Linked DNA regions of Homo sapiens: all the other regions are linked to region 1. The links are chromatin contacts, found by Hi-C or POLR2A ChIA-PET in ENCODE. All regions are on one chromosome and are shown on one strand. Each heading gives the region's core, a stretch centred on a gene start or an enhancer-like site at or near the end of the contact. The rest is flanking DNA. Distances are from core to core; before and after follow the strand shown. Region 1 overlaps LOC112267968. Region 2 overlaps EZR (ezrin). Region 3 overlaps SYTL3 (synaptotagmin like 3).

Region 1 (3,459 bases), core at 560-3,059:
TCAAAATGTTCCTACAACCTTGCTCTTTAATGGGAAGTATTTTTTTTTTCAGACATAGTATTAGAGTGATTCTGTATATCTAACACCTTCATCAAACCCTCTGAGAAACTGGGAACTTAGTGACTTGTGCCTGGTTCAGCTGTTTTCTCCAATGGATAATGTGTGCCTAAGGACAGGGACCACATTCTCTTACTCAGTTTTCTATCCCCAGAGCCCACCTAGAACAGAGCGGGGTGCTTTGTAAGTGTGTGCGAAGTTTCTGTTGAATGAACAAATTAGATGATGTCATGTTCCAGGAGGGCGGGAGCTGCATCTGCTCTGCTCTCCCTTTCTCTCCCAGCCCACGGCTGACCGGAGTCGGTGGCTGATAATGTGACTTCTAATGAGTTCATTCACCAAATACTAAATAAGCAAAATTACAAGTGATTTTCTTATTTTGAGACAGGGTCTCCTTCTGTCTCCTAGGCTGGAGTGCAGTGGCGCAATCAAGGCTCACTGCAGCCTCGACCTCCCTGGCTCAAGCGATCCTCCTGTCTCTGCCTCTGGAGTAGTTGGGAGTACAGGCACACGCTAACATGCCAGGCTAATTTTTTTTTTTTTAAATAAATGGAGTTTTGCCATGTTTCCCAGGCTGATTTTGAACTCCTAGGCTCAAGCGATCTGCCCACCTTGGCCTCCCTAAGTGCTAGGATTACCAGTGTCAGCCACTGCGCCCAGCCCACAAGTGAAAATTTTAAACTATATTTTGTTAGAGAGAGAAGAGGGAACCCGAGGCCTGGATAACATGCAAGATCTTCATAAGACTTCATAGCAACAGCATTCACTTGTCATATTTTGATGATCAAATTGGAGAAAATACCTCTTAAATTCAAACCTAGGGGCAAGGTAACATTTCAAATAGGATTTTTTTTTCCCTCTGTCTATAGTGGATATTTAAAATTTTTCCATTCATTCTTGCACACCTACAGATTACCTGGCACTTGTCCAGTCTTTCTGCAGTCAACATCGCCCAGATTCCATGCAGAACCCTTTGCAGACTCCTGAGGAGGTACAGACAAGGAGTGTCCCTGTCCTCATGGTGCTACATGAAAAGGTACAGACAAGGAGTGTCCCTGTCCTCATGGTGCTACATGAAAAGGCAAGTGACCCAACAGGCAGCATTGGAGAAAGTGCCTAACTGTGGAAAGGCCAGTGGGAGAGGCTCGGTGGAGGAGGAACTTGCTGGACTAGAGAGGTCAGGGAAAGCTTCTTGGAGGAAGTGAGGTATGAGCTGGAAGTAGAAATACCAGGAAGCCCAGGGCAGGCTTGGGAATGGGCCAGGCATGCTCAGGTCCCAGGGCATAGAGTAACAATCTGGCTGGAAGAAGGAATGGAGGAACAAGCTGATAGGAGGGTGATTTCATGTGGACTGGACCCCATGTTCAGGAGGTGACCACATAAGCCAGGATGGGTGGATAGAGTTAGCTAATCCTGGAAGAAATCATGGAATAAAATTAAATATATGCATTGCTGGCTACAGATCCAGTTCCTCCTTCCCGGGTCTCTGTGTCCACCCTTCTTGGGGGCCATCCCACACCTCCCTGCTACTGCCACAACCTTTGCCCTTTCTAAGCAGGTGCTGGGTAGAGAAAGAGGTACAGTGGAACTTGCCAAATGTCCTCGCCGTGCAACCTCTTGCAGAGGGCCATGTGTGATCTTCAGATCCCAAGATTTTCTTGATATTTATAAAAGCACCTTTGCCTCCATTCCCAAACTGAATTCTCCATCCCTGGGCTCCATCTTGAAGGGAAATGATCACAGCTGTGGCGATTGTGTGTCTCCTACTGGTGAGAGCTGGTAACTACAGCATCTAATTGGCCGTTTTCCAGACCTCTGCAGGGTAAGAGCCTGTGGGGAGCTGGTGTTGAGGTGGAATTCCAGCTAATATTTACTGGGTGTTTCCTACATGCTAGGCACTTTCCTACAGACTTACAAAGGCTAACTCATTTTCTCCTCATAGCAATCCTATGAGGTCAGTACTGTTGTTGTCCTTTTTTAATCCATGAGGAAACTGAAACACGGAGAGGCTAAAAATGTGCCTAAGATTCCCAGGATCAGGGAAGGCAATACACATGTTTGTTGTTGCAAACAAAATTGTGAGAAGGACCAGCTTTAGGGAAAGGCAGAGTGTGCCTGCTGTCACAGCACTGACTTTTAGCATTCGACTGCCTGTCTAGATTCTAGAGTTCTAGGAGTTCTTACTGATATAAATTGTAACATGGTGATCCTGGTGATTTAAAGAGTTAATGTTAAAACTCAATCATTTTGAAGGGTGCACATCATTTGACTCAACAAAATTTAAATACTTACTATCTGTAAGTTCCTGGCAGGATACTATAAAAATGAAAGAGACTGTTACAAATAACAAAGTTAAATTAACTCACAGTGTGGTGTCAGTGATAAGACATGTATAGAAATAATCATACTACAAGAGAGAATGTTCTAGAAGAATGCTATTAATGCTATGGAAACATAAGGCAGAGGCCATAGTGCAGATCTTAGAGGACTTCCTGGAAGGGTGACTTTTGAGCTGGGCTGATGGTGGAGATGGTTGGGAGGGGCAAGGGAAGGTGTGTTTTGGTGGAGGGTGTAGTGCTGGCAGAGGCAGTGAGGCAGGAAAGCAGAGTGGTGCTTGGGAGGCCAATTGAGGATTGAGGCTGCTTGCAGCTTAAGTGAGGGCAATTAGGGAAGACTAAACCTAAGGATGGGCCAGACCTCTAAGGAGTTAGGGATTTAAAATTATATTACATATAGTGAAAGTTTTGGATCAGGAAGGAGGGTCCAGAAAACAATAGATACATTTGTTGGTGCAAACAAAATTGTGAGCAGGACCAGCTTTAGGGAAAGGCAGTGTACTTACATGTCAGGTAACATTTGCAAAGACTCTCAAAGAGTGCAGTAAATAGAACATCCATACACCTGCCAGTGCCTGCCCAGTCTGAACAGCTTACCTGTCTGCAAACCTCCTTCCACTCCCTGCCACCAGGGCTGGTATTTCAACATTAAACACCAGGTGAGACAAGGGCTTGGATATGAAGAAGGCCCCAACTAAATTGTATATACAGCCATGAATCACTCAAAAACAGGGATACATTCTGAGAAATGTGTCTTTAGGTGACTTTTGTCATTGTGCAGACACCACAGAGTATACTTGCACAAATCTAGATGGGCCAGACCACTTCACACCTAGGCTATATGGTAGACCCATTGCTCCTAGGCTACAAACCTGTACAACATGTGACTGTACCGAATACTGTGGGCAATTGTAATGCAATTGTATTTGTACCTATATGGACAAGGTACAGTCAAAATACAGTAGAAAAGATTAAAAATGGTTCACCTGCATAGGACACTTAACATGGAGCTTGCAGGTCTGGAAGTGGCTCTGAGTGAGCCAGTGAGTGAGCAGGGAGTGACTGG
Region 2 (3,637 bases), core at 823-3,322, 340 kb before region 1:
ACTTTCTCCAAAAACCTAAGAACCAAAGTCTTCCGCTTGCAACTTGGGATGGTGATATGGCTGTGTCCCCACCCAAATCTCATCTCCACCTGTAATCCCCCCATGCTGGGGGTGGGGGGCATTACCTGGTGGGAGGTGACTGGATTACGGGGTGGTTTCCCCTATGCTGTTCTCGTGCTAGTGGGTGGGTTCTGAGCAAGAGCTGATGGTTTCAGTGTTTGGCATTACCCCCCTTTGCTTTTCTCTCTTCTGCCCTCATGTAAGAGGTGCCTGCTTCCCCTTCGCCTTCTGCCACGATTGTAAATTTCCTGAGGCCTCCCCCAGCCATGTGGGACTGTGAGTCAATTAAACCTCTTTTCTTTAACTACCCAGTCTCAGCTTGTTCTTTATAGCCGTTGTGAGAACAGCCTAATACAGATCGGCAGCGGGAATGGGGGCTGGAACAGAGGCAAGGAGGTACTAGGCAGCAGCAGCCCTGGAGAGCCGGGAGACACGTCCCCAGAAGGCACCTCCACAGATGGAGAAGCCACAGTGGGGGAAGGACGGGCCAGCGGGTCTGTGAAGGAGAGGAGCTGCTTAAAGCCTGGTGTGCAGTCTCCAGTGGGAACCATCCCCAGAGCTTCTCAGGGGCTGTGCCTTCCTGGAGGGCACAGGGGATCCCAGACGGAGCGACAAGCTCTGTGTGCGTCCCACAATGAGAGCTACAGCTGACTAAACCTCTGTGCTAGGTCCTGGGCATGGGACCTCGCATCTGCAGAGCAACCTTATGAGTTGGGTATTGCCCCCATTCTACAATGAGGAAAATGAGGCTTGAAGAAGTGATGCTACTAGCCCCCAAATAGCTGATGAGCAGCAGAGCCCAGCTCTCACTCCAGCCTGGAGACGTCCAAGGAGCTGGATCTTTCCATGGTGCCCGCTGTATATACTAGCTGCAGGAGGTCGTGTTTCAGGCACTGCGACCCCATTGCAAGGGGCACATATATAATTAGATTTAAAACCAGTTCCTGACCGGGGGCTGTCAGATCAGCACTGAACAGTTCGGGGTGGAGGGAGCAAAGTGGGTGAAAGTCAATCAGAGGTCCTCCCTCTATGAATCCAGCAGCTGCACTGACTCGTGTACAAAGTCAAACCCATCTCTTTGGGGATGTCTACTTCAGTAGTACAGCTGGTATTGGCAGAGGATCATGAGACATCCCAGAAGCTTCCAGTGGGATGTGGCAGCTTGAGCCAGACCTCTCCCCCAACCCACCCACCTGCAGAAGGGCCCCACCGCAGGCAATTGGGCAACAGGTGCTGTGGCCGTGCGGAGGTGTCCCCCGTGCAGACTCACCCTGTGCTGCCACTCTTCAACTTCATCCTCCTTGCGCCTCCGCGCCTCTTCCAGGAGGGCAATCTTGGCAGTGTATTCTGCAAGCTCCGCAGCCTGGGAAGGGAATGCCAAGCTCACGTCAGTTCTGATATCCTTTCAACGGAGTCCAGTTGTGAATGAGTGTTCATGTGTGTTGGCAAGCAGTCTCCAACGTGACACCTGAGTCCCCGCCACCCCCACTCCATGGCCAGCAGGGTCCATTGTGCACCCCCGGCATCTCTTCCTGGATGCCCACACCCACCTTCAATGGGTGACCCTGGCAACAGCCCAGCCCCTTCCCCACCAGCTGCCTTCAGCCCCCCAGCAGATCAGTTTACAGCTTCCAGTCATGACAATTATTACAAGGCAGGTGTCACATTTTCCATCCTCAGAAGCAGCCTCTCTATAATTCAGCATCTTGAAACTCAGGCCATTCCTACCAGCTGCTCCTGGCTCTTTATCTGATCCACCGCCTGTCTCTCCAGCTCCTCCTTAGCCCGCAGTGCAGCCATACGGTCAGCCTCTAGGCGCTCGGCCTCCTCCTGTGCCCGCTTCCTCTCCTCCTCCAGCTGCAGGGCCCTCTGAATCTGCTCCGAGAGCTCTGCAAAGACACAAAGCCAGAGCCATTCAAACCCTCAGCCCAGGGACCTAGGAGCCCTCGCTTTCCATTCCCACCCCCAAAGCCACAGAGCCCTAGACCAAGTCACAGGTTGAGGGGATGTCTTCCAGTGACCCTGGAGGAAAGCACTTCACAGAGCTCATTGCTGCTGTATCCATGACAACTTCCTCAAGATGGCTAGAAACCCGTCCAACGCCAGCCAGGCGCCCTCTCTCTGGCATGCCTGACTCAACCCTCTTGGCGCTACTCTCCCCAGGTCAGCCGCCCGCTGTGCTGGTGGTCCACACTCCACTCAGAACACAGAACACCCTTCCCATGTGTGCTGTAAGGGCTGCCAGTGAATACAGCATCTGTGGCGCCTTGTGTAATCGGCCCAGCTGCTGGGGTTGTTGACTGGAGCTGTGCTGGGAAGTCTGGCTCTGAACACGCCTTTGGGTTTTAGTCTAGAGGTCGAGGGCAGTGCAGCATGGCCCTGTCAGTCATGGGCTGGGGGACTGTGGGCAAATCACTGTACCGCACCAAACCTTACTGTCCTCATCGGGGAAACTGGGTGATTGAGCACTTACCGCAAAAGACTAGGGAAATTTTAAAATACAAAGTCTTAGAACAACTAGCATCAAAGTTAAATAAGTACAGAACTGTTTTCCAAACCAAATAACCATTTTATCATTTCGGCTGTGAGTCTGCGCTGTGGGACACGTTCTTGGTTTCCTTCCTGGTGAGTGGGTGGGTGGGTGTGGCCCCTGCTACTCTGTGGAAATGCATGACCCAGTGTAGAGTGCCAGCCCCAGGGCGCCTGACCTCTCTCTGCCTTCTTTGTCTTCTCCTCATAGTCCTGCAGCCGCAGCATCAACTCCTCCTTCTCGCGCATCATCTGCTCTTTCTCTCTCTCCACGGTTTCTCTCCTTTTCTTCTCTGTTTCCAGCTGTTGCCTGGTGCAGGGAAAAAGAGGCACAGGGAGATTTAGACTCTGGCAGGAAAGTGAGGGGTCAACACACTTCACGGGTACTTGAAGCTCCAGGATGGACTTGGTATCCTGAGGGCCACCCTAGCCTGCTGCCAGCCTGAGCTGCCTGACGGAGCAGCCGCTCCAGGGCTGACAACAGGCTCAGCACCACAGCAACCGCCCAGAGACAAAGGCCTCGAAGATCCCAGCGTGGTGACTGGGTTCCATTCCACCACACTCTCCCCATCAGCTCCACAGTCACCTGACAGGCACTGGCTGCCAGTGGCTGAGTTGGGAGAACACAGGCCCCCCCCACTCTGGCCTCACGCGCTCACCGCTCCAGCTGCTTCTGATGCTTCTCCTCCCGGGCCTGGGCCTTCATCTGCTGCACCTCGATGGTGTCAGGCTTCCTGCGGCGCATATACAACTCATGGTTGCCCATGCAGAGCTGCAGGATCCGCTTGTTGATTCTCAGACGTGGGGCATAAAACACAAAGTCCTACAAAACAGAACAGGGCCACCTGGACTCAAGCTCCTTCGTTTGGTTTTCTTCTCCAAACCATCCTTCACAAAGGTCCAGAACTTTTCTAAAAGAACAAATGTAGCAGAACAGGGATGGCAGCATCTCGGCACTAGGAATGTGCATTCTCCAGGACAGATGGAGGAAGGGCACGTGCCGCGTGTGTGTGCGGTTATGTGTGGGTATGTAGCACTGGGAAAGTGC
Region 3 (3,382 bases), core at 434-2,933, 390 kb before region 1:
GAACCGCAGATGCATTTTTGGTGAACTCCTGGGATCTGGCGAAGTCTATGCTGTGAAGTTCTCAGACCACACTTCAGGAGCGAGGTGTCTAGACAGTTTGAAATGTATTTGGCAGGTGTTTGAAATTCTATAACACAAGTGTCAGCTCCTGTCAGCTTCCCGGGGTCTACAGAAGCTCCCTCCGAACTCCCTCCGGGGATCACTCCTTCTAGTGAAACAGGTGGAGGGGAGGGTTAGCAACCATATGAAGCCCTGTGTGCCACACGTGGTGGCAGCATTGCTTCTTACCTACTTCATCACATTTAATTCTCACAAAAATACCGTGGTAGACATTGTTACTCCCATGATAAAGATCGGCCGAGCCTGGTGGCTCATGCCGGTAATCCCAGCACTTTGGGAAGCCGAGGTGGGCAGATTGCTTGAGCCAAGGAGTTGGAGACCAGCCTGGGCAACATGAGAAAACCCTGTCTCTACAAAAATACAAATATTAGCCGGGTGTGGTGTCACATGTCTATAATCCCAGCTACTAGGGAGACTGAGGTGGGAGGATCGCTTGAGCCCAGGAGGTCAAGGCTGCAGTGAGCCATGGTTGCACCACTGCACTCCAGCCTGGGTGACAGAGTGAAACCCTGTCTCAAATAATAATAAATTAAAAATTTTAAAAATTGGCCGGGCACCATGGCTCATGCCTGTAATCCCAGCACTCTGGGAGGCTGAAGTGGGTGGATCACCTGAGTTCAGGCGTTCGAGAGCAGCCTAGCCAACATGGTAAAACCCCGTCTCTACTAAAAATACACAAATTAGCCAGGCTCATGGCGGGTGCCTGTAATCCCAACTACTCAGGAGGCCGAGGCAGGAGAATCTTTGCTTGAACCTAGGAGGCAGAGATTGCAGTAAGCCGGGATCGTACTGTTATACGCTCCAGCCTGGGTGACAAGAGTGAAACTTTGTCTCAAAAAAAAAAAAAAAAAAAGCCTGAGTTTTAGTGAGAGGTTGACCAACGTGCCTAATGTCACATAGTGAATGAGAGATGGAGCCAGGAGCAGACCTGGGATTTGACTCTGAATTCTAAACTCTATGTTCCCATAAGAAGGACAAATGAGGACCGCTGAAGAAAGAGGGTTCAGGAAGGGGCGTGTGGAAGCATGAGTAATTATCTTACTTGCTTGAGTCACAGGAAACCACTCAGAGGCTAACACTGACTTGGGGTTAACCAGATGCCTGGCATTGTTCTCAGCGTAATGCCCTTCAGAGGTATTTAGCCTTTGTAATCCTTAAGACAGCCCTATGAAGTTGGTACTGTTCCTGTCCCTACTAAAGACAGGGACACTGGGGCAAAGAGATGACCAAGAGCTAGGTGAAGCCTGCTCCAGAGACCAACCACACCCTGTCCACGCCCCAGAGGTGAGACGCATTTCCCATTTGCACCGTGATGTGCTGTGTGGTGGCTCATCCCACGCACCACAGGCTGGGCTTGTGGCGTTCTGCATGAGGATGGCCCGTGGGTCCTCGGCACGCCCCCTCCCCTGCTGCATGTGCACATGGCCCAGAGCCTGGCCAGGGTTGTCTGAAGGGCTAAGGGAGCTCAGGGATAGAAGTGGTGGGGTGCAGGGGAGACGGTGGGGAGACAGTGGGGAGAGAGCCAATCCAAGTAGACATTGTTATGCGTGTGTCCACTTCTCAGCCATGCTCTTGGCAGGAACGCTTCCAACTTTCTGCAGGCCTTCTCTCTCCCCACCTTAATTGAGGTTGTGGCTGGGTTGGTTTCTTTGTTTCATTTTGAGACCAAGTCTCGCTGTCTTGCCCAGGCTGGAGTGCAGTGGTGATATCGTGGGTCACTGTAGTCTCGATCTCGAAGGCTTAAGTGATCCTCCCACCTCAGCCTCCCAAGTAGCTGGGACTACAGGGATATGGCACCATGCCTGGCTGATTTTTTTTAATTTTTATTTTTAGTAGAGATGTTGCCCAGGCTGGTCTCAAACTCCTGGGCTCAAGCAATCCTCCCACCTAGGCCTCCCAAAGTGCTAGGATTACAGGTGTGAGCCACCACGCCCAGCCAGATATGGCTGTTATAAGGGACAATTTAGCCAAATGTTTATAAAGTACTCAGCAATGATAGTATGATCTATAAATGCTAAATAACTATTGGGTTGAAATATAAGGAGTACACTTCTATTTATTTATTTTTATTTATTTTTGAGACAGAGTCTCATTCTGTTGCCCAGGCTGGAGTACGATGGCACAATCTTGGCTCACTGCAACCTCTCCCTCCCCAGTTCAAGTGATTCTCATGCCTCAGCCTCTTGAGTGGATAGGATTACAGGCATGCACCACCACACCTGGCTAATTTTTGGATTTTTAGTAGAAATGGGGTTTTGCTGTGTTGCCTAGGGTAGTCTCAAACTCCTGAGCTCAATCGGATGCCTGCCTTAGCCTCCCAAAGTGCTGGGATTACAGGTGTGAGCCGCTGCGCCTGGTCCAGGAGTACGTCTTTAAATAGAACATTCATCAGACTGCAATTACACATGCCTTAGCTGGGGAGCTCACCAAAATTCCTCTCATTTTCATCAGATTATTAATATTTCATCAATATTAATTATAGAACACGGTGGCCCTGCTTTGGAAGTAGAGGATGCTGGTGCCCACCTTGCAAGTGGCTACACTGAGGCACAGAAGTAGTAGATAACTTTCTTTTTTTGTTTGTTTGTTTGTTTGTTTGTTTTTTTGAGACAGGGTCTTACTTTGTCACCCAGGCTGGAGTGTAGTGGTGCAAACACAGCTCATTGTAGCTTCTACCTCCTGGGCTCAGGTGATCCTCCCACTTCAGCACCCCCGAGTAGCTGGGACTACAGGAGTACACCACTCTGCCCAGCTAATTTTTGTATTTTTTCTAGAGATAGGGTTTTACCATGTTGCCCAGACTGGTCTTGAATTCCTGGGCTCAAGTGATCCTCCCACCTTAAAATCACGCGGTGACTCGGGGATGTTAACTGAGAAAACAGCTCAGGATCTTTTCCACACCACTTCTCTGTTAAGTTTGAACCACATGTTCTGAAAACACCCCTTCAAAAATGCTGACTTAAGCATCTGGGCCAGAATTCTTCAAGAAGTGAATTCTTACCTCTCCTCTTCTGTGCATTCCACTGGGATTTTATTGTATATGTTATGAATGTACAGTATTGACCTATATTGGCCATAAAAACATGCACCTGTTAAACAGGAAGGATGCCTAAAAACCGTCAGGAGGGGCTATCTCTGGGGAGGGGAACTGAGGACAGAGGTGGAGGAAAAAGATTTTCTCTCTTTTCTGTTTTTTTTTTTTTTTTTTTTTTTTTTAAGATGGAGTCTCGCTCTGTCACCCAGACAGCGAGCGAACAGTCTG

Evidence for each region. A loop is a pair of places that touch in the nucleus more often than their neighbours do. ChIA-PET counts read pairs that join two places held with the same protein, here RNA polymerase II (POLR2A). Pooled maps may share reads with other maps.
Region 2: a loop to region 1 is called in a map of HCT116, with 2.9 times the contacts of the local background. The contact joins two enhancer-like sites. A Hi-C loop is called at or near these places in 1 of 168 maps with a recorded cell type or tissue (HCT116) and 1 of 50 pooled maps. POLR2A ChIA-PET finds 5 or more read pairs at or near these places in 1 of 52 experiments (activated T-cell).
Region 3: a loop to region 1 is called in a map of left cardiac atrium, with 2.9 times the contacts of the local background. The contact joins two enhancer-like sites. A Hi-C loop is called at or near these places in 5 of 168 maps with a recorded cell type or tissue (B cell, heart left ventricle, left cardiac atrium and 2 more), 31 of 37 single-sample maps with no recorded cell type and 18 of 50 pooled maps. POLR2A ChIA-PET finds 5 or more read pairs at or near these places in 5 of 52 experiments (B cell, Panc1, activated B cell and 2 more).

Annotation. Positions count from the first base shown.
Region 1 is chr6:159,108,347-159,111,805 of GRCh38, forward strand. All of the region lies in intron 1 of LOC112267968, which reads right to left. It overlaps LOC124901449, which reads left to right. Exons shown (of 5, transcript XR_007059837.1): 3 at 969-1,879. Among named protein-coding and RNA genes, the nearest start is that of FNDC1, 59 kb to the right of the region's middle. Within about 2 kb of position 1,810, at least 2 of the 41 ENCODE cell types and tissues checked have a DNase peak (open chromatin) inside an H3K27ac peak, as active enhancers do.
Region 2 is chr6:158,767,996-158,771,632 of GRCh38, forward strand. It overlaps EZR (ezrin), which reads right to left. Exons shown (of 14, transcript NM_001111077.2): 9 at 3,249-3,412; 10 at 2,769-2,899; 11 at 1,789-1,949; 12 at 1,331-1,423. Among named protein-coding and RNA genes, the nearest start is that of MIR3918, 5.1 kb to the left of the region's middle. RefSeq lists a silencer at 3,460-3,637. Within about 2 kb of position 2,073, at least 7 of the 41 ENCODE cell types and tissues checked have a DNase peak (open chromatin) inside an H3K27ac peak, as active enhancers do.
Region 3 is chr6:158,719,453-158,722,834 of GRCh38, forward strand. The region is part of intron 10 of SYTL3 (synaptotagmin like 3); the gene reads left to right. Among named protein-coding and RNA genes, the nearest start is that of MIR3918, 44 kb to the right of the region's middle. RefSeq lists enhancers at 610-1,809, 1,442-1,491, 1,562-1,661. Within about 2 kb of position 1,684, at least 3 of the 41 ENCODE cell types and tissues checked have a DNase peak (open chromatin) inside an H3K27ac peak, as active enhancers do.